Regions from separate parts of the Mus musculus genome. Here all the other regions are linked to region 3. A link is a loop called in an ENCODE intact Hi-C map of the cell type or tissue named here. Cell type or tissue: left cerebral cortex. All regions are shown on one strand. Links, peaks and the distances in the headings refer to the core of each region. The heading gives the core; the rest is flanking DNA.

The links. Hi-C counts contacts between places; a loop is a spot of excess contacts. Peaks named below come from ENCODE experiments on the same cell type or tissue, not always from the same donor. Only the 100,000 strongest peaks of a DNase experiment are listed, where the experiment ranks them.
Region 1: it touches region 3 in a loop (7-fold over the local background); 12 of 42 quality-filtered maps call a loop at or near these places.
Region 2: it touches region 3 in a loop (8-fold over the local background); 15 of 42 quality-filtered maps call a loop at or near these places.

The regions. Positions count from the first base shown.
Region 1 is chr1:4,781,852-4,789,389 of GRCm38, forward strand. It overlaps Mrpl15 (mitochondrial ribosomal protein L15), which reads right to left and starts at 3,875. Exons shown (of 5, transcript NM_001177658.1): 1 at 3,722-3,875; 2 at 2,100-2,254; 3 at 717-882. The coding sequence starts at 3,826. In left cerebral cortex, for the core only: CTCF peaks have their summits at 3,814 and 4,020; a DNase peak (open chromatin) is centred at 3,902; H3K4me3 peaks cover 2,028 bases; H3K27ac peaks cover 1,105 bases.
Region 2 is chr1:4,803,845-4,811,382 of GRCm38, forward strand. Lypla1 (lysophospholipase 1) reads left to right here and starts at 3,979. Exons shown (of 9, transcript NM_008866.3): 1 at 3,979-4,138; 2 at 4,611-4,642. The coding sequence starts at 4,070. In left cerebral cortex, for the core only: no CTCF peak of the experiment used is centred there; a DNase peak (open chromatin) is centred at 3,945; H3K4me3 peaks cover 1,486 bases; H3K27ac peaks cover 1,179 bases.
Region 3 is chr1:4,854,324-4,861,861 of GRCm38, forward strand. It overlaps Tcea1 (transcription elongation factor A (SII) 1), which reads left to right and starts at 3,371. Exons shown (of 10, transcript NM_011541.4): 1 at 3,371-3,653. The coding sequence starts at 3,591. In left cerebral cortex, for the core only: a CTCF peak has its summit at 1,435; DNase peaks (open chromatin) are centred at 3,348, 4,076 and 4,240; H3K4me3 peaks cover 2,259 bases; H3K27ac peaks cover 1,872 bases.

The DNA of each region.
Region 1 (7,538 bases), core at 925-5,924, 73 kb before region 3:
ATCGTGTGGGACTGTAGTTCCAGTTTTGAGTACCATATGGATACTGAGACTTGAACCCAGATTCTCTAGATGAACAGCCAGTGTCCTTAACCACTCATCATCTCTCCAGGCCCCAAGATGAGGTGTTGAGTAAGCAGTCCTTCAGATTCACCTTCCACAGTTTTTAGTTACTGGTTGGTGGCCATCCACAACTCCTAAGTCTTTATGAGCTAGGAAGGAAACCGAGAGCCTGTACAGGCTGAAGTGCAACTCCAGCACTGTTTAGGTTTTACACTGTGTGGAGGCCTCGTGTTGCTCCACCCCATCCTTCGCAGACACGAGTCTGACTTTATTATGTCATTTTCAGACTTTATGCAGGTACTCCTTATCTTACTCAATGAAGGCCCCAGTGTAGGACAGCAGCAATGCGGACAGCTCCGACATGGCAAAGAGGAGCCATAAAGTGTGCACCTGAAGTGAAGAGGTGCAAGGTCTCCATTTAATAGTCATAACTTAAGGCTACTAAGAACTATAGCAATTCATTTCTAACCTCCCACTATGCCTAACTTAATATTAATCTTTACTAGAGGTCTGTATGAAAAGAAGAAAATAGTGTCTCTACAGTTTGGTAATGTCCACAGTGAAGCATATATGTGGTATGTGTACATAATGAGAGTATGGCAAAGTATGTATATAGTACCAAACAACAAAACATACAAAATCCAATCTAGAGTTACCTCTTCAACCAGCTGGACTCCATAATCCCTCTTAAGCGGCTGGATGGTCACACCTCTCCCATTCACAAGCTGGGTTAGGTCAATAGGTTGAGTTGGATCAACTCGACCTAAATCAATGAGATACTGTAGTCTCCTGAGACTCAAAGGCTGATACTGGTGCCTGAAACTGCAAAGCAGGAATGTAATAATTAGAAAACACCAAGTAACCTTCCTGTATCCTCTTCAAACCAGCACGCTTTCCAGTGTTTTCCTTCATAATTTCTGATGGTCTAAAATAAATTTATAAGCACAACACAAACACATAATAAAACACCAGTGCTTCCTTTGGTCCACTAAAAAAAATTTACCTCTCTAAACATTTACTTCACTCATGGACACAAGTAACTCACAGTTTAATTCAAGATAATATCATAAGGTGCTGGAGAGATGGCTCAGCATTTAAGAGCACTGACTGCTCTTCCAATGGTCCTGAGTTCAATCCCCAGAAACCACATGGTGGCTCATAACCATCTGTAATGAGATCTGATGCCCTCTTCTGGAGTGTCTGAAGCCAGCTACAGTGTACTTACATATAATAAGTAAATAAATTTAAAAAAATAACATCATAAAATAAAAATGGTACCCACTACAATGTGCCATAAACATATTATATATGCATACATATTATATACATAATGTAATATATATATATATACATACATACATAATATATATGGGGATGTTTGTGTATATGTATCTAAATATATCTATATTTCAAATATATACCCATTTAAAAAGGTAATATACAGGCTGGTGAGATGGCTCAGTGGTTAAGAGCACCGACTGCTCTTCCAAAGGTTCCAAGTTCAAATCCCAGCAACCACATGGTGGCTCACAACCATCCGTAACGAAATCTGATGCCCTCTTCTGGAGTGTCTGAAGACAGCTATAGTGTACTTACATATAATAAATAAATGAATCTTTAAAAAAAAAAAAAGGTAATATACATGGAAATAAAAATACATATGGCAAGATACATTTACCTTTTATATATAAATATAGATACAGATATATATAGATATATATAGATATGGAAAGATACATATACATTTTTCAATTGTTAATCATCTAAGGAATTATGACAGCAAGCACTATCATCAGCATGTTGTTGGTCTGAGTAGACTCTGTACAAATGTGCTTTTCTGGGGGCATAGTCATACAGTGACACAGACAATAGAGGGTAAGTTACATTACTAAAAATTATTCAAAGCAACAGTACCATAAGTGTGTTCCTAAATAAACATAAGGTATCTACCAAATTACTTGTGTACTTCTTAGTGGAAATTACGATTTGTACTTAAAAAAAACAAAAAACAAAAAACAAAAAAAAAAAAACAACCTTACCTATGTCCTTCATTAAATCCATATTTTGGGATTCGTATGTAAAATGGAGTCTGCCCTCCCTCAAAGCCCAGCCTTGGCCGGGTTCCTCTCTGCCTTTCTCCTTTATGGCCTCTGCCACACTTCCTACCTCTTCTCCGATCTCTTGGACGTCTTTCCTACAAGAAAAAGTGAGTTTTAAGATCTTCAGATACATTTCTGAAAACTGTCTCATCTCATAGCATATTCCATATTAATGCTGTTTATCCATTGCACCAGAGGTAAAGTACCGTGTGCCAAGCCCTGCTCTAGCTGCGTGCTCATCTTTATACTCCACCAACATAGTTCTCTCAGAATGTAGCTGATCCTAGTAACCAAAATACAAGGTGAAACACAGGGCAAAGTTCTAAGGAAGGGATGGGATCCAACAGGAATAACAAGCTCTACAATAAGCTAGGTCCCTGTAGTGATTGCTATCTGCTAGGTTGAGGCAGGAGGATTCAAAGTTCAAGGCCTGCCTAAGCTACAAAAAAAGGGCAAGGCCAGCAACCCCCAATTTTCTGAGAGTCTGTCTCTGAATAAAGCATTTAAAAATCGGGAAAGGGAACCAGATGTGGTGGCGCATGCCTTTAATCCCAGCACTCGAGAGGCAGGGACAGGAGGATTTCTGAGTCCGAGGCCAGCCTGGTCTAAAAAGTGAGTTCCAGGACAGCCAGGGCTCTACAGAGAAACCCTGGGGGGGGGGGGGGGGGGGGGCGGTGAGAGGGCATCGGGAAAGGGTTTGGGATTACAGCTCAGTGGTATAGTGTGCTTGAACAAACAAGCTAAGGGCCTAAATTTAGTCTTCAGGAAAAAGCAGCTGGAACGGAAAAAGAAAATCCTAGAACTAAACAGCCAAAACGAGGCTTGAGTGACATTAAATGTTTTATTTTTAAATTAATCGTAAATATGTAATTAGATCACATATGGCTAAGGAAAACTCCAATTTTTGCTAGGGACACATTCTAATTTCCTAAATTCCTAAAAGATAAGCTCCTGGCAACTTGTCCCCCTCCACAGAATTGTAAAACTGATGTGAAATGATTAATTGCTTCGGTAAAGTTCCTCATGTAGCTGTAAGTTCCCCAGAAATAAAGTAATTGCGACCTTTCAAAGCCCTCCACCTTCTACCCCTTTAACCTGGGCCTAAGGGGAATTGTGGTTGGCTGCACTATAACATTAAAAAATTGGCTAATTACAACTGGATAGAGTCGGGTAGTCTTTCGGTGTTCTCTAACTCCGTAACATCTTTCCCTTAATTGACTTTGTCAACCGCCCCCCCCCCTAAAAAAAAAGCCGTATATTAAGTTACTGTAAAAGCCGAGCAGCCGACCCACAACAGTTTTCTAGTTGCACCCTGGGTTGCACATTGGCCAGCTGGAATGTAGAAAAAACACTGGGATTTTTATAACGACGATAGGCACTTGCTAAGCAGTTCAGTTTAAACGCAATTTTGGATGAATCGTCTGCAGTTCCCGAGTGTGTACCCTCCGCCTGCTTAGCATCCTTAACACTGGGCGCACGCGGAAGGGAGCCAGGCGCCCGCACGCGTCCATCGCCAGAGTGACGCGGCCCCTGCACTCCCCGCACCGCCGCCAAGCGTTTACCCGTTTTCTGGAGTTAGGACTGGGCTTCAGGTTGGCCAGGCTCACTCTCGGCAAGGACCGCAGCAGGTCCAGGCTGGTCCCGCAGCCGCGCGCCGTGCCAGCCATGACCCGCGGTGCTTCAAGGGCGCCCAGGAAGCGGCGTAGACTCCGCGTTGCTTTACGGCTCCGCCCGGCCCCTGTCGCGCTGCAGCGGCCGTACTGCCCCGCCCCTGTCGTGCTGCAGAGCGACCGCATCCGCGTCGGTAGGCTATGTCTTCCAGCTTCCAGGCTTGATGTCTTTTTACTTCGGGGAACTGCATCAACTTTTGTGAGATCATGCTTTATCCTCTGGCTTTGGTACCATTTTGTGAACGAAAACTGTTCTCTTCTGCCCTGTAATGACTGAACACGCTGTACGGTAAAAGTGGGGCCTCATGAAGCGAAAAGTAATCCAAAATGATGTGAACAGGTTCAAGCTTTGAGACTCTGGTAATTCAACTGTTACAGTGCCTGGCTCTAGAATTAATTGTCTAATTAGGTTCAACCTAATAGCGTGCCTTGCAGTTAACGATGGGGGGTGGGGCATACTTAGCTCCTGGGGTATGCCAGAAACTGAGTTAAAGTTAGCCTTACTAGATTCATATAAACAACCACGCTAGAAGCGAGGTGTGGTTTTATGCCTATCAGATCGACCCAGCTGTCACAGCAGATGGTATAGATAGGATTCAAAGCTAATGAACTTAAACTGCCAAACATATATTTAACTCTCCAAATTAAATGATTTTTAAAACTTGTCTTAATACAAGTAATATAGAAAACAATGTGTTCATTTTTATATTCTTTTTCCGTTCCACTGTCTTGCTGGAGAATTGCTCCTACCAAGCTCTATCAGTTATATAGTGAAGGTGAGACAATTTAATAAGCAGCTGTTTCTAACTCAAATAAACCTTTATTTTTATTTTATTGATTCATTGTGAATTTCACATCATACACTCCAGATCCACAATCCCTCCGTCCTTTTTGCCCTTGCAAACCCCCCCCCCCCCAAAATAAAAATAAAGTTTAGGAAACCTCATCGTGAAGCTGTCGTGTGTCACAGTGTGTCCTACAGTATACCCTTTTGTCCATACATTATTACTTGCAAATGTACATTGCAATGAGTCATTGGTCTGGTTCTAGGTCTCTGGCTTCTGCTACACCAATATTGGATCCTCACAGGGACTCTATTCGGTTATCCTGCTATTGTCCTAGGTCACTGAGATCCTGCAGCTCTGGATCAGCAGGACTAGCTAGCCCTTTCACATGTTCCAACAGGTTACACATAAGGTAGATATCGGGGTGAGCTACTCAAAACCATGGATTTGGGCCTGGGGCCAGAGCCTGCTGGTCATTCAACATGGAAACCACGACTTGGGGTATGAGGATGATTATAGGAAAGGCAAAAAGAAGATGGAAGAGACAGATATGGGAGGGCTACAGGTCAATACCACCACTAGCAGCAAGTTTACTTTCTCAGTGTCTTTTAAAGGCTAGCAACAGAAAGCATGACCAATTCCAGGAAGTTAAACAATGAACATGAACATTTATGTGATAAGTGTATGGTACACACTATCCATGTTTGACTAAGGCCATTTCCTTCAGGCTTGGACAGTCTCTCAAGGACATATGTAAAAGCAGAGGAACTTGGCAGGATATAATGCATGTCTTAACTAAAAGCAAAAGCATGTTAGCAGACTCATTCATGATTAATTACAAGCAAGAACTCAGCCAACATTAACTCTGGAAGTGCTCCCCACATGTCCCCTTTTTATCTATGCAAGCCAATGAAATTGAGGAAAGCCAAAATACTGTGTTGCATTTCTTGTAAGGATACATTTTCTTTATTGTATGGTTTATGTGATGTCACTAATATTAATCAGTCATAGTGGAAATGGTCTGTAGCCAATTGTATGCTGTTTGTCCCATATGCAACATAGTAAGCATAGAAAACTATGAGAATGAATTGAAGAGTGCCACAGACTCTCTTTGGTCACTGTCTGTGTGGAACAGGTCTCTGGTTGCAGGTGGACAAGGAGTTGGCAGGAATTGACAGACTCTACACAAGGGAGTGTGGATCTGAATGTAATTTGTCAAATTGAGCATCAAACTTTTTATACAGAAGAAAATAGGGAAGTTGTGTGACACACCTGCAAGGTACAAAGAGGCTACTGGATTCTTACAAAAAACAGGAATGCAAACACAGAAGGACTGGCAGGAACCAACTGGGATAAAATTCAATGTTAACAACTGGGATCAAAGGCAGAGGCAGGCAGATTTCTGAGTTCGAGGTCAGCCTGGTCTACAAAGTGAGTTCCAGGACAGCCAGGACTACACAGAGAAACCCTGTCTCGAAAAAAAAAAAAAAAAAAAAAACAAACAACTGGGATCAAAAACAGCTCCATCTAAGGTCCACTTAATTTTAGAAGCCAGGGGCAAGGGCTTTGTGGCCTTGCCATAGTTCCTACTCTAGTCTATTGTATAGTCCACCTTCCCCCTAGGCCATTGTAAATACTTGTGTATGGGTGTAACTCAGCTATCTATAGTTCTAAGTATCTACTCTGGTTCCTTTTTCCTAGATAATGGTAAATTCCTGTGTAGGGCAGTGACTTAGCTATCCATTCCCAAGGTCAGATCAAGGACTGCCTAGAATCTAAGTTACCTATATGTCAAAATATCAATCCTTAGGAGCACTTGTAATAAAGCAATATTAAGGGAAAGCACACAGATCTGTTTACCAACTAAAGCAAGGACACTGGAGCATTCTCTTTACAGGATGTCATTATTCCAGGAGACTAAGTTTCCATGAACTTTTCGCCTCAGGACAGCGCCCAGGTTTTCAGGGTCTGTGCGCTTGTCACTACTGGAGTGGATGTAGTGAAAGGAAATAAAACTTGAGACCTGTGATTCATGTAATTTATGTCAAATAGCCCAAAGAGTTGTTTGTGAGCTTTGAAACCTCAGACTGAGAACATAGCAGAACAGGCCAGAACATGCCCGGGTAAGCCCGTCATTGAGACATTCCTGAGGCTGCTTAGCCATAAAGATAAAGAGAATGACATGCCGGACTGGCCCGGCGCCTCCCTATCTCCCGCCCTTCTGACAGTCTGCTAATGTTTAAATGGACCAATCATGTGAAACTGTGCCAATTCCTCCCCAGCCCCGCCCCTTTTCTATAAAACCCCCTATCTTCCAAGCCTCAGGGTTCAAAACCACTGTCTCCTGCATGAGATACGGTTAGACCCGGAGCTCCGCCATTAAACTACCTCGTGTTTTTACATCAAGATGGTCATCTTTTGTGATTTTTGGGTGCACGCCGAATCGGGAATTGAGTGGGGGTTTCCCCACTAGGTTCTTTCACTAGTAGAAGAGTTTAATCTATGTCATTAAAAAGGTAAAGTAAAGGGGTGTGGTGAATAAAGCAGCAATCTTTTAGCTTTGTGATGATGATAAAAAATTTCTATAAGCTCTCCATTAGTATTTATTTTATACACACATGGTTTAGGAATTAGTCTAATTTCTTTTTTAAGTAGTTAAGGAGCACCTGTAGTAATAAAACATTTATTTCAACAATAAAAGAAAACAAGGGGCTGGAGAGATGGCTCCGCGGTTAAGAGCTCTGACTGCTCTTCCAAAGGTTCGGAGTTCAAATCCCAGCAACCACATGGTGGCTCACAACCATCCGTAATGAGGTCTGACTCCTTCTTCTGGAGTGTATGAAGACAGCTACAGTGTACTTACATATAATAAATAAATCTTTAAAAAAAAAAAAAAGAAAACAAAAACACCAAGTCACAGTCTT
Region 2 (7,538 bases), core at 925-5,924, 51 kb before region 3:
CACACAGATTTGAGGAATCTTTCCGGGACCTTCATACACAATGCCCTATGGAACTAAGTGAAACCTCTCCGTTGATAGCAATATCAAGAACATCCAAACTCTTCCTTGCTAACTGGAATGTCCACATGGATTCTGCTTTCTTTATAATACTTCCTAAAGCATTCTCAAACACAAAACAACAGTATCTGGTTCTAAGTACAGGGATAAGCTCTTTAAACCTAAAATAAAACCAAACCAAACCAAACCAAACCAAACAAACTCTCTTTCTTCTACTTCAACAACCTCAGCCCATTTATCTGGCAATATAATCACTAATACTTAACACATAGCTAGTATCTTTGATCCCTGAATATGTTCTCTAAGATCACAAAACATCTCAGCAGTGCCAGTCCTTTGAAAATGAGTGTTGGAGGTTCAGAGGCACTCTGCAGCACTGAAGGGAGACCACTATATAGCTTTTGAAACACCCTTGCCTGACAGGAAGCAGCTGCCATGGAAATGTTTAGACAACATCTTACAGTTGCTTCTTACGTGGCCACTCTGACCTGTAGTCTCTGGATTCTCTATTTCTTGTAAAATATCTGAATACCTCTACATGATTATTTTACCATCTTTGTGACTTTCAGAGTTACAAAGTTTAAAAGTCATCTTACAGAAAATTTAAATGTAATTGTTATTACATAAAATGTATAGTTATTTTAGTGGGAATTACATGGTAGATTAATTCTGAGAAAATTGATAATTTATATAATATTGGATCTTCCTATTCAGTTGTCTTTTCTTCACCTAGGTAACAATACCTTTCTTGATATAGGTCTAATACTTTAACATTTTGCTTATGAAAAGTAAAATTACCTCTGTTTGCAAATGTTACTGTTAGAAGACCATAGAGTCTCCATCTAAATAACTGTTTGAACAAAGTAACAAATTCAGTAAATCTGCAAAATATAAAGTTAACATACAAAAACTAGTCGCATTGATATACACTCACAACTATCAGAAAGGGAAATTAAAACAACATTTGTGATAGCATGAAAAACAAAAACAAAAACAGGGTGGATCAGTGGGTACAGGCTCCTGCTGCCAAGCCTACAACCCGAGTTCAGGCCTTGGAACTCACAGTGAAAGGAGAGAATCAAGTCCCATGAGCTGTCTTCTGACATCCGCATTTGTGCCATGGCACAAGCATGCACACATACAATCAATACATGTCAAAAACCGTAAAAACAAAATACAAGTCAAAAGTACAAGTCAATCTAGCCCAAGATTAAATTCTGTGTGCTGATAATGTTAATGAAAGCAGACGGGAATGCATACGTAGAAATATATCCCTTTTTAAAAAAGATTTATTTATTTATATTTATTTGAGTATACTGCCACTCTCTTCAGACACATTAGAAGAGGGCATCAGGTCTCATTACAGGTGGTTGTGAGCCACCATGTGGTTGCTGGGAATTGAACTCAGGACCTCTGGAAGAATAGTCAGTACTCTTAACCACTGAGCCATCTCTCTAGCCCAAGATATCCTATTGTTATGGATTGAAAAATTAATATTATTAAAGTGCTTATATTACCCAAAAAGACCTACAGGGTCAAGATACTCATCATCAAAAGTCCTAAGGATTTTTTTTTAACAGAAATGGAGGGGAAAATAAACACTAGACCAAAAATAAACCAGTGCATGTGAAGTCAACTAATTTGACCAGAACACCAAGATTCTTAAATTATTAGGAAGGTAAGTTTTATGTATTAGTCTATGCAAAATAAAAACAAACCCCACAGTAATAATGGAAAGGGTGGGAGGATGGAGTTTATGATCTTGATTATCATAATTTCACAGGTATAGACTTTGCTGCAACTTGACCAGCATTTTGTCAATCATATTCAATAGTGTTTTACAAATCTTATAGTTTTAAATCTGTATTGTAATGTTTTGTATTGTTACACAATTAACCAGCTTTTGCTTATATCTAGAAATATACTCTTTGTTGAGGCCTACCCCTCCCCTAGCATAGCTATAGCCATTTTGTTCCATGCCTGCCAGCTATTTCATATTGTTGCTATAACATGCCAGCTAGTCATTGACACTGAAAAATAACTGGACTTAGAGCAAGGTCATGCTGATCACATACTCGCATATGTTCTGCATGAGGTTTGTTATCTTAAGAAATTCCACAAAACTTTATGTAGGACCTATCAAATCAAAGGTCAATATGAACTGTTCTGTCTAAAATGGCTTGAGTTGGCGCTGACCACTGGGCAGCACTTCTTGCACCTGTGTATGAGCTTGTGTGTGTGTGTGTTTCTTATAAGCTGACAGAGAAAGATATTCGTAGTCATAGCGTCAGCCTCTAAAATCTGAGCTACAGCCCTGATCGATCAGTCTTAGGGTGTACATTCAATAATCCACCCCTGACTGACTGAGATTGGTGTTTGTGTAGTTTGTGGAAGACTCTTGGACTCTCAACAGTTTTCTATGGGTATACTGACCTAGTATGGGCTATACTGATGAATTTTCTTGTTGGTCACTTTACTCTTCTTTCTTTCTTTCTTTCTTTCTTTCTTTCTTTTCTTTTCTTTTTCTTTTCTTTTTTTTTTTTTTTTTGGCTTTTTGGTTTTTCGAGGCAGGGTTTCTCTGTGTAGCTCTGGCTGTCCTGGAACTCACTCTGTAGACCAGGCTGGCCTGGAACTCAGAAATCCACCTGCCTCTGCTGGAATTAAAAGCGTGCGCCACCACCACTGGGCTTACTTTTTCTTTTGTACAATCACATGATCTGAATAATTAACTATTTTTTTTCTAAATTTTATATTTACTTCATTCCCTTACCCAGGGAAGAAAGAAACCATTCAGAACAGAAGAAACAAGCTCATTGGAGGATGTAAAACTCCAGAAAAATTGCAGGAACTGGAGATTTTGAGATAGGAAAAGACACAGATGACAGGCACCCCAACTTGATGTATTCTTGTCCTCTCTAGTGAGATAATGGTAGCTCCTGGAATTCTACATATTTCATCATAGAGAAACTTACTTAACAGTGACTTGGATCATTTTATGTTCATAATGAGAGCTAAAGACAGTTGTGTTTTCTTTTAAAGTCACAAAGAAAAGACCTAACAGTTTGACTTAAATATAGTGGCATTGCTGGGTGTGGTGGCAAACACACTCAGGAGGTAGAGTTAGGAGTTTGAGGCCTGCCTGGTCTGCAATGTGAGTTCCAGGACAACCAAGGCTACACAGAGAAACCATGTATCGAAAAAGCAAAAAATATATAGAGGCATAAGCCTTGTGAATCACATTACTACCATTTTGGGGGAGGGTTATCAATTTAACATTTTTGAGAATGTTTAAACTTTTCAATATTTAAGGGCAAGACTGATTTAAAACCGTTTTGAATAAGACTCCAAAATCTCTCAGGACCTAGATTTTCCTGTGTAATTTAATTAAGTCTTTTAGTCTTTAAGTCTTAGTTCACAAACTCCTTTCCAGTCAAAACTGTATATTTGGTTTCCTCACTGAATTGCAGACTTCTGAAGGTCATGACATTTTGACCTTAAATGTTTGCCATGAACCGTTCCCCAGTTATACATACTATATATGCAATAAATTCAGCGCTGTGCAGAAGGGTGGCGATTTTGCCCCGTGTTCAAAACGGCTATATTTCAATGAATACCTGTCCTTTAGTTAATAACGTTGACCTGCCTGGGGAAGTGAAATCGGGAGTCACGCGTCAAGCGCGCAGGGGACCACAGCAAGAGCTCGCCCCGCCTAGCCGCGGTCCCAGCAGCGGTCCCTGCTACCTGCCGCTGGTCCAGGCACTGCGGGCGTGGATGGACAGCGAGAGGTTAGCAGCGGCCCGCACTGCTCCAGCGCGGTGCGGGAAGGCTCACTATGACGCGCACGCGCGGCCGAATCGGGGCGCGAGCTCGGGGCCGAACGCGAGGAACAGTGCAGGGCGGCGCGGGGGCGCGCACGCGCCTGAGCGCGCGCCCGGAGGGGCGGGCTGGGACTTTCGGCTGCCGGGAGCCCGAGTTCCCTTCCGCTTCCGACGCACTGTCCGCCAGCCGGTGGATGTGCGGCAACAACATGTCCGCTCCGATGCCCGCCGTTGTGCCGGCCGCCCGGAAGGCCACCGCCGCGGTGAGTGGCGGCGCCCGGGCCTGGGGCACCAGCGAGACCCAGGCCGCCGCGCGTGGATGCGTCCGCGCCGCCCCGCGGGCTCTCCGGGGTCGGGCGGGGAATCGGAGCCGGCGGGGCGCCGCCTGCCTGCCTAGCACTCTCACCCCCACCCCTGAAGCAAATTCCGAGGTCCAGTGCTGAAACAGCCGACCTGCAGCGGGAGTGTCTGTCCTGCCGCAGGAGCTCAGATTAACTTTTGCTCCCGGAAACTTTTGTGATGAAAAAAATTCGACTTTCGTGACTTGACTTTAGAGACAGCTGTCTTTTATCCGACTGTGTGAGACCTCTGAGTGCTAAAACGAAGGGGTATAGAAATTAAATAGCTTGTGGAATAGTGTTCTGTTGTAAGTTTTTAGGTCCTTCATTGGGTTTTATAACTTAACAAAATCTGTAACAGTCCAGTGTGTGCTTATTTTGTCTTATTCTCTTTTAGGTTATTTTCCTTCACGGATTGGGAGATACAGGGTAGGTGCCATTGTTAGTACCTAAGGAGATGGGGTCGTGCAGCTACTTACTGGTCAAAGGGTTGTATGCTGAAGAAGGCTGACATTGTAGGAACAAGTATTTTCTCAAGGAGATCAGCTTTTCTGCTTACAAACACCCACAATTTCCCCCTTATCTTGAGTTTCTCGTCTTTGAGATTGTCTCTGGAACATGTTAAAATTGTTAACTGCTCTTTGGATGTGAATTGGATACCAGAGGAGTGGAATGTTTGCAAAGGCAGTGTGCAGTTTTGGAGCAGGTTGAGAAAGACCGGTTGATTCTGTTGAGAGAAATAGCAATAACATGAAGCATAAGTCCCAGATCAGAGTGCAGATGATCCCTTAAAAGAGAAAAATCAAAGAAGGTGGGGCCACAGCTCAAAGATTAATTTGGTGGCTTATCAAACCCATTTTGCTTTTGTGGTTCTGGAGAAGAAACTTGAGGTCAGTGTGTGCCGTGTGGACACTTCACCAGTCCCTGACCGGACTATGCAGCACTAACTTTAGCTTAGGATTTTCTGTTATTAATCCTTGGGTTGCCTTCTGTTTAATTGAGTGATTATCTGGCTGAAACTTGTGTTGTATAAGATTGTCAAACTTTTACAATGAAACTGGGGAGATGGTTTAATGGTTCAGGGCATAGGCTGCACTTAACCAGCCTGCGGGTTCAGTTCCAAGCACCCACTTAGTGGCTTCCAGCTCGCTGTAACTCCAGTCTCAACAGATCTGACCCCTTTTCTGGGCTCCACAGGAGTCGCATATATGTGGTGTATAGGCATACATGCAGGCAAAGCATTTGTACACATAAAATAAATATAAAGGTTAAATTTTTAGAACTTGATTTTATTTTTTTTTTTGTTTGTTTGTTTGTTTGTTTTTTTTTTTTTTTTGGTTTTTCGAGACAGGGTTTCTCTGTGTAGCCCTGGCTGTCCTGGAACTCACTTTGTAGACCAGGCTGGCCTCGAACTCAGAAATCCGCCTGCCTCTGCCTCCCGAGTGCTGGGATTAAAGGCGTGCGCCATCACGCCTGGCAGAACTTGATTTTAAAAAAGTAAATTTTTATAAAATAGCCAAGACATTAAGTGATTTTTTTCAGTGAGTTATTAACGCCCGTTGCTAAATACTCAGGAGGTTGAGACAGGCAGTTTTCTTGACCCCCTAGAGTTTGAGACTGATGGGGCAACAGTGAGATCTTGCTTATGAATGAATGAATGAATGGAGACATTGGACTAGACTAATTGTCCCTTTCAGGTACTAACCATATCTCACTCACTTTCCTAACTTTGGAGATTATGCCAGGTAATATGGTATTAGGTGATGGCTAGGTTTTGTTTTGTTTTGTTTTTAACTACATTTGTTTTGTGTGTGTGTGTGTGTGTGTGTGTGTGTGTGTGTGTGTGGACACTTTAGAGGAGTTCGTTTTCTCCTCCCATCACATGGGTCCCCGGGGATTGAATTCATTGAATTCAGGTTTAATTGAGTGATTATCTGGCTGAAACTTGTGTTATATAAGACTGTCAAACTTTTACAATGAAACTGGGGAGATGGTTTAATGGTTCAGGTATTAGGCTGCACTTAACCAGCCTGCAGGTTCAGTTCCAAGCTGAAAGTTCCTTAAACCACTGAGCCATCTCACCACCCCAGTTATTATCTTACTTTATTTTTATTATTATGATTTCATTGATGTATCCAACGGTGGCACAGAATTAACAGATATCTTGCAGCCTCCACCTTTGATAACCTTCAAATTAACCTTCTAGTTCTAACCTGATGTTCAACTAAGTTTTCCTTTTAGTGGGTAATTTCTTTTTCCCTTTCTTTCTCCCTCCCTTGCCTTGACATGCACAGCTTTGTTTGTTTGAGATTGTCTGTGCTTGCCTGAGCTCACTGTAAACCGGCTTGATCCTAACTTGTGATCCTCTGACCTCTGCATTCCCAAAGCTGTGTTTCCAGGTGTTTGCCACCATGACGTTCAGTCTATGGGAGCAAGAGTTCTTTTGTGTGTGAGTGCACATGTACAGGTACATGTGGAGGCTGGAGAATAACTCCGAGTGTTGTACACTGTTAACCTTTAAAATTTGTTTTTGTTTTTGAGGCAGGGTTGGTCGAACATTAGCCAGGATTTTGGCTTTGGTTTTAAAGCTGTATTGATTTATATTATGCATTAGTGCTTAGTCTACATTATGTAGGTGCTTGTGTGTGTGCACACACACGCACTTGTGCGTGCATATACGTGCACACACATGCATGCATGCTCACTTGAGCACCTGCTTCAAATACTCACATGTATTTATGTTGCTTTCATAAGCCAAAGAGGGCATCTGATTCGAGTTGTGGACATTTGTCAGCCAATGTGTGTGTGCTTCCAACCCAGGTTCTGTGAAAGAACAAGAACCACAAGTGCTCCTAACCACTGAGCCATCAGTCCAGCCCCTGTGTTGGTGTTTTCTCCTTCTCCTTCTCCTTCTCCTTCTCCTTCTCCTTCTCCTTCTCCTTCTCCTTCTCCTTCTCCTTCTCCTTCTCCTTCTCCTTCTCCTTCTCCTTCTCCTTCTCCTTCTCCTTCTCCTTCTCCTTCTCCTTCTCCTTCTCCTTCTCCTTCTCCTTCTCCTTCTCCTTCTCCTCCTCCTCCTCCTCCTCCTCCTCCTCCTCCTCCTCCTCCTCCTCCTCCTTCTTATGTTTCTGGGAATTGAACTGAAGTCCTCATGCTTGCAAGGAAGATAAGCATCTTACTACCCAAACTATCTCCTGGACCCATCTCTAGTTCTTAAAAGTATTTACTTTTTGTGTTCTATTTGTACTAAGTCTAATATGAAGTTACTGAAAATGTTGTAGGACTCTATCAATACATCCAGCAAAAATGATGGACTTGTGGGCCAGGC
Region 3 (7,538 bases), core at 1,223-6,222:
GGCCACACTATAGGATCCCATTCTTATTCAGTAAAGTCTAGGCTATCCAGAATGTAAGAGTGGCTCAACATACAAAACCAATCGTATGTATGTAACATTAATAGTGTTAGATTCATTTATTTTTAAACAGACATAGAGAACGCAGGAAGAAGGACTTGGGTGAATAAACCATATTTATTCACATCAATAACATCAAAGAGGCATCTTGTCACCCATGTGTTCGGATGTCCAAATGGGTGAAAAGGACATAGTCCGTAAGGGAAGCTGGGAAATATCTAGTCCTTCAGCAGGAAACTAGGAAAAATAGCACCTAATTATCTCAACACCAAATTACGATAGAAACAAATTAGAAATAGGAACATCGTGTGTCTCTAAAAACCAGTGGACATTATACTCCACAAAGGAAAGAAAGTTTTCCCTGTACAGTCAGAGATAAGGAAAAGAGAACTGTTTTCACTTGTATAGTACAGCATGCTGAAAGCTGTAGGGTTCTAGCTGTTCCTCTTCAGACACTGACTGACCAGGTAGACTGCAGTACTGTGAAGAGGCTAGATTTCTGCATACTCACCTACACTTGGGCTAGTTCAAGCCCTCTGACAGAATTCCTTCTCACCCACTTTGTCTAAACTAAACTCTTGTGACTAATAGATAACCTTTTCAGATCTTAGCAGACCACTAGCTTCCATCGACCCAAAAGCTTCATCGTGCTGAAACCACCACTGACATATCCACCAATACATTTGAAATTTGCCTTGATTTATTACTTTCTCTTGTAGAACTACAAACTTTGGTTTTTTTAGACAGAGTCTCTCTGTGTAGCCCTGGCTGTCCTGGAACTCACTCTGTAGCACAAGCTGGCCTCGAACTCAGAAATTCACTTGCCTCTGCCTCCCAAGTGCTGAGATTAAAGGTGTGCACCACCACGCCTGGCCTTGAACTATAAACTTTCATGAAACTGCTTCCACTTTGGAACATGGAATTTGGAATAAAATAAGTCTGTGTTCCTGGCCATGGTAACTCAAAATGCCTCCAAAATAAGCTATATATTATTTCCTTTGAGATGAAAGCTGTGGTTTTTACATCAACAATGTTATGCTTAGTTTTGTTTTGTTGAGATAGTGTTTCTCAGTGTGTAGCCCCCTGGGGGAGGAGAAAGAAAACAACTAGCTCAAGAGCCTAGCCAGGGTTAACTCAAATCACCTTAACTTTGCCTTAGGCAGCAACATCACCACCTGCAAGGCTATTGTTTACAAACAAAGATGCTAGCTAGACTATTGAGCCATGGAGATCAACCTAGTACTTGGGTGGAGGCAGGAAAATAAAGTCAATCTTAATTACACAATAAGCTTGGGTGTTTTCACCCTGGGGGTGGACCTAGGTATTGTCTACCCATTCCTAAAGTTCCAAGGACAAAACAATTCACTCTGGAGAACCTATGAGTTTATAAGGCACAGTGCATAGATGATCCTAAAGCAACCACAAGGGGAAGTCTGCACCTTCCCCATCCCCGTCACCTAGATATGGGCTCCTCTGTGGATAATGCAGCCCTGTTCCTAATCGTTTCCAGCCTACAGACTAGCCCTTCCTCTGAAACCTGAGGCCATCCCCAATTAGGGCAGAACTGCAAACAACTAGTTGGAAGGGATGGCTGGATATGTGGGTGAGGTCTAGTGATCCTCCAGGCCTACCTCTATGAACTTCAACAGTCAACAAGCTCTATGATGAACTTCCCAAGCAGGCACAACTGAGCTCAGAGTAATAACAGCTCTTCCGCTCTATGTTCCTGATGATAAATGATGGAAAGCTTGGAAACTGTCAGGGGTCATAATGTACAGCACGTGTGGTTCTGTAAACACCTCGTACTTGAAATCAGTTAAACTGGATATGGTGGTGCTCGCCTGCAATCCTAGCAGGATTTTATGGATAACTTGGGCTTCATAGATAACTAAGGCAAGCATAGGCTACAAAAGACCCTGTCTAAAAACAAAAAGCTAAAATGGTAAACTTTGTTTCTCTTACAACACTTAAAACTTAACTTGAGGCTGGGGAGATGGCTAAGTGGACAGGAGTACTTGTTTTCCAAGCATGAGTGCCTGGGGTTCTGAGATGGAATTCCCAGCACCTGCAGAAAAAAGCTGGGCATAGATGTGCATTCCTGCAACCACAATGCTTGGGAGTCTAAGAGAGGCCGATTGGGGAATTTGCTGGCCAGTCAGCCTAGCTGACTTCAAACTTCTAATTCAGGGAGAGACCCTGTCTCAAGGCAGTGGAGACCAGATAGATATCTTGAACCATAAAGGGCTTTATCTTAGTATAGAGAGAATCTTAAGTGGTAAATTTTGGTTAATGGTAATTAACTTTGAAATGCTGTTATGCATAGTGTGAATTGGTAGTAAATGGTTTAACTGGACACAGACCCACTTTCTCATCTGCAAATGAGAAAATGTTGTCCCCTCTTTTTTTTTTTTTTTTTTTTTTTTTTCCGGTTTTTCGAGACAGGGTTTCTCTGTGTAGCTCTGGCTGTCCTGGAACTCACTTTGTAGACCAGACTGGCCTCGAACTCAGAAATCCGCCTGCCTCTGCCTCCCAAGTGCTGAGATCAAAGGCGTGGGGCACCACTGCCTGGTGATTGTCTCCTCTTTATTACCTCACAAGGAAATTGAAGGAAAAGGACAAAGAAAATAAATGAAAAGCATGAGTTATGGGTGAAAAATGGTACTGAACCATTTACTTTCAATAGAAACTGATTAGTCAAAGTGGAATTCACTGTTACCCTGGGGAGCTATACTTTATTTGATCTTAAGTTTAAAGTGTGAAAATGCACATTAGTTATATGCCACGGCCTTCTATCATGCTTGGTGACAAATGTTTAATTTGACACGACATGTGTTTTAGTTAACTTTTTTCATTGGAAAGAAGATATTTTGAGTCTTAAAAGTCTGTAATGTTCATTGGCTCCTGATTTATTAACTTTCAACACATGGAACAAAGTAAAAACAATCCCAGACACTATACATGTCATTTTTTTACCGTGGCTTTTTTTAAGTCACAATTCTCAAGGCCGTCGTCTTTTTAGTCGGTTTTCATCAGCAGGCTAGATGGTTTGAATATCTGAGTCCAAGAGTGAGCCTCAGTGCTCATGCGCTTTAAGCCCTCGGCAATGCCTGTCCTGCGTCCCAGAGAACGCTCTGCCGGAGGGGTTTCGATGGAACTCGTAGCAACCTACCGCCTACTGCCTGATCCCTCTGGCGTGAAAGCCGGACTCCGTCCAACTCCAGCTCGCCAGCAACGCGAGTCCGGATAGGGCCGGAAGTTCCAGACTGCTGGGGGCGGGAATAGATTAAAAGAACAGCGCACGCCTGAGCGAGCCACTTCTACTTTCCAGTCTCCTGCGATCGATTCGTAGTGCCTGTGTGGCGCGCGCGGTGCTTGACTGGCACGGCCTAGGGGGCGGAGCGCTTATCCCTGCCGCCGCGGGCCGGGTCTGTGAGGAAGGCCTAGGCCAGCGGCTTCGCGGCTTGTCCAACGTCCGCGCAGCTTCTCTCGCTTCCCGTCCGCTGTGGCCGGGCGAGGGGAGGCCTTCCGGAGCCATGGAGGACGAGGTGGTTCGCATTGCCAAGAAGATGGACAAAATGGTGCAGAAAAAGAATGCGGTAAGCGGGCGGGCCCGGGGCAGGCCGCGGCCGAGTCCGCGACACCGGCCCACGCGGAGTCAGTCAGGGCCGGGCCGGGCCGGGCCGCGCCGCGCGCCCTCCGGGCTTTCAGGTCCGTGCTGCCCACGGCCGCAGTGAGCCCAGGACTGAAGCCCTCGACGCTGGGCTGAGAGAATGTACGGTGGCCGCCGCCGGTTACCCCAGAGCGGCTTCGCTGGGTGCCGCGGTCAGTTGCAGACGGGCCGTAAAGTGTGTTTATCCCAGCTCTGCCTTACACCCACTTGGTAATCACAAACAGAAAATACGCCGCCCCTTGGCAAGTCGGCCTGCGTGCGATGTGCCGGGCAGCCGGCTGCTGCTGCTCCGCGGGTATGGTGCTGAGGCTGCAGCGGGACGGATGACATCCTCTGTTCCTTGATTGGTCTGTGTGGATGTGTCCCTCGGTGTGTACCACTTTCCATCCCTTTGCTTCCACACTTGACCTCTCCAGCCAGCTTCACTTGAATCTCTTCTTCCAGACGCAGCAGGTTTGCATTATCAAAACACCAGAGACTTTTGCCATTTGTGAAGTAAAAGCCGTGCAGAGATGCTAAACGTTTGTGCAGTGAGTGCTTTAGAGTTACGCGCCTCTGCAGAATTCTTTTTATGAGTCAAGAAACTGAGTCAGAGCTAAAGTGCTGTCGCTTAAATACTGTGTAGTTTTGCTTGAGCTAGGAGCTCGCTGACTTTCCACTCGCTGCCAGCTTAGGATTTAGTGTTAATACCAAATAATGTAAGACTTTCAGACGCCCCCGGTTCCTCTTTCTTAAACAGGTGTGTTGACCCGCATTTAATTTCATGCCCCGTTAATCCGTATGTACGATTTTGGTCCTTTCAAATATTTCCTGTTTGTTTTCTGTTCCAGATATTAGCCTGTGTTGTTTTTCTTTCTTACTGATTGAGCTATTTCATTACTTGATGCAGGTGATGAGTTCTGGTTATATGATAGGTTAAACATTTTTTTTTTTTTTAAATTGGGAAACCTCTCTCTGGCTGAAGGTTCCCAGATTGCCACAGAGGAAACTCGCAAGAAGAAAAAAGTCATTAACTTCGTAACTTATTTTCCCAAATACATCAAGACAGACTTCAAGTCATTCTCAAATCTGATTTCTGGTAGTGCAAAACCATAACTAAGATGAAAATTTGTCTTGAAAAAGAAGACAAAGCTGTTTTTTTTTTTAATTGCTTTTTCTTTCATTTTCCAGTCCTGAAATTCAAACAGGCTGATGAAATGCAAAGAAAGATCAAAATGATACTCAATAAATTCTTGGGCCAGGCATTGGTGCTGCACGCCTTTAATCCCAGCATTTGGGAGGCAGAGGTAGGCGGATTTCTGAGTTCGAGGCCAGCCTGGTCTACAGAGTGAGTTCCAGGACAGCCAGGACTATACAGAGTCTCAAAAAAAAAAAAAAAAAAAAAAAAAAAAAAACCGCCCAACCAAACAAACAAAAAAATCTAAAATTTAAAAACCTGTGTGTGGGTGTGTGTGTGTACACAACTAGGTCAGAGGACAACTTGAGGATTTCTTTGTGTTGCCCTTGCTCTCCTGGAACTTGCTCTGTATATTAGGCTAGCCTCAAACTCAAATCCTTCTTCCTCTGCTTCCTGAGTGCTGGCATTATTGGCCTAGCACTGAACTCACTTGTTAAGCCTTTACCTATTGAACCATTTCTTGGACTCCCCTCCTCCCCCAAACACTCTCTCTCTCTCTCTTTTTGAGACTGCATGTCATAATGTCCTGCTTAACTAGGACCTTACTCTGTAGACCAGGCTGGCCTTAAACTCCCAGAGATCTGGCTCCTGAGTGCTGAGATTAAAGTCTTCAGGCCACTGCCATGCCCACCCCCAATCCCTATTTTTTCTTTTTTTTGTTTTTGTTTTAAATATGGCATCTTGCTATGTAGCCCAGTCTGACCTGGAACTCTTGTGATTCTCCTTACGTATCTTTATAAATGTGATGAACTGTGACAGCAGCTATTTTTAAGTTACTTCAGACCATAAAAATGGAAACTGCTTGAAGCATGGTAGTTGTCACTATTTTTTTTTTAATATATAATTGCATTTTAATAAAATTGTAGAGTAGGTATCAATTAAAACCAGCTACCATTTTTGAACTAGTACTCCAAGCTATGTTTTTTTCTTTTTGTTTTTTTGAGACAGGGTTTCTCTGTGTAGCCCTGGCTGTCCTGGAACTCACTCTGTAGACCAGGCTGGCCTCGAACTCAGAAATCCACCTGCCTCTGCCTCCCAAGTAGGCATGTGCCACCACTGCCCAGCTGTAGTTACCAATCTTAACCTCATTCATTATTCAGATAATTTTGCTGGGTTAGTAGTCCCATCCTGACTAGTTAAGAGCTCTTGAATCTTATATATTTCTTTACATATCTTGAGTAGATGGCTGGAACTCTAGGCACAGCCACCATGCTCAGCTTACTATATCCATTTTAAAGTTCAATCTGTACCTTGTTAGATTTCATTCTTTTCTATTGCAGAATAGTACTTCATTATACCGATGCATATATCACATTTTGTTTCACCCTCACTTGTTGTACGTCTGTGCTGCTCCCACTTTGGGCTATAAAACTAATGGTAATAATCTTATATCTGTGTTAACATGTTTTCATTTCTGTTAGGTATATACCTAGGAGTAGAAGTACTGAGCTGTGTAGTGTCTATGTGTAACTTTTAGTTTTAATCCTGGGGCTGGACTCTTCAGCAAACACTGTACCTACACCCTAAACTTAACCATTTGAGAAACTGTTCAAAAATAATCCAATTCTTTTTTTTTTTTCTTCCCACGAAATGGCTCATACCATTTCACATTGCCATCAGGATGTTTGATTGTTTCTAACTCTCCATATTGTTTTAATATTTGTTGATATTTGTCCATTAAATTACATCTTGTAATGAAATGTTATGGGCATCTTTTCTGTATTTACTGGAAATGTGTCTGTTTTGGAGGAACATCTATATGGTGCCTTTATCTCCCCCTTTCCCCTCAGCTGTCTCCTGTGTCAGGTGTTTTCTGTGTTATAATACTTCACTGTGTACCTGACCTTTTTATCTACTTCCTAGCTATGTTACTCTCTTCATTATGTGAGAAGCTTGAAAAGGACAACTTTTTAAATTAGGAAACAAGAGTATGGCTTTAAATCTGGGTCTGGGATAAATATAGCACATGTTTCTACTTGTAAGTCCCTGTACCTCTTTTTGTATGTGGAGAAGGTTGTTTGTAGGCTATAATTTTATATAGACTAGGTTTCCTGCAATTTTGAATACTTTTTTTGTAAAAGCACTTCTGCTAGCACTCCTAAAATATAATCAAATACTAATGTTGTAGTTAATTTTGCAGTCAGTACTGTGAACTAAAGGTGACTTTAGAAGTTATAGTCAATTCTTTCTTTCTCTTGCATCATCTATAGAAGATGCTGTAATGGACTTGATGCTAGGAGGTAGATAAATGGGAAGGGATGAAATGCAGCTTCTTGTTTGGTAGTGAGTTCAGAAAGCACAACTGTCATTGGTAGGCCAGAGGAATGGAAAACACAGTTGTTCTAGGTCACAAACAGTAAAGGTTTTGTTTGTTTTAATTCCTGAGGCATTCCCCTCAGTATACAGCTTGGTAGTTGCGTACTAGATTAGCATGTGTAAGGCTCTGGGTTCAATTTCCAACATCAAAATAAAATTCTCTGAAGTCCAAAAAGATTGCTGGTTTGTTTACTGATATGTACTCACGAAGAATGGAGCTTATTATATCACATTAAGAATATTTGTTGAGCCGGGCATGGTGGTGCACACCTTTAATCGGGAGGCAGAGGCAGGTGGATCTCTGAGTTCGAGGCCAGC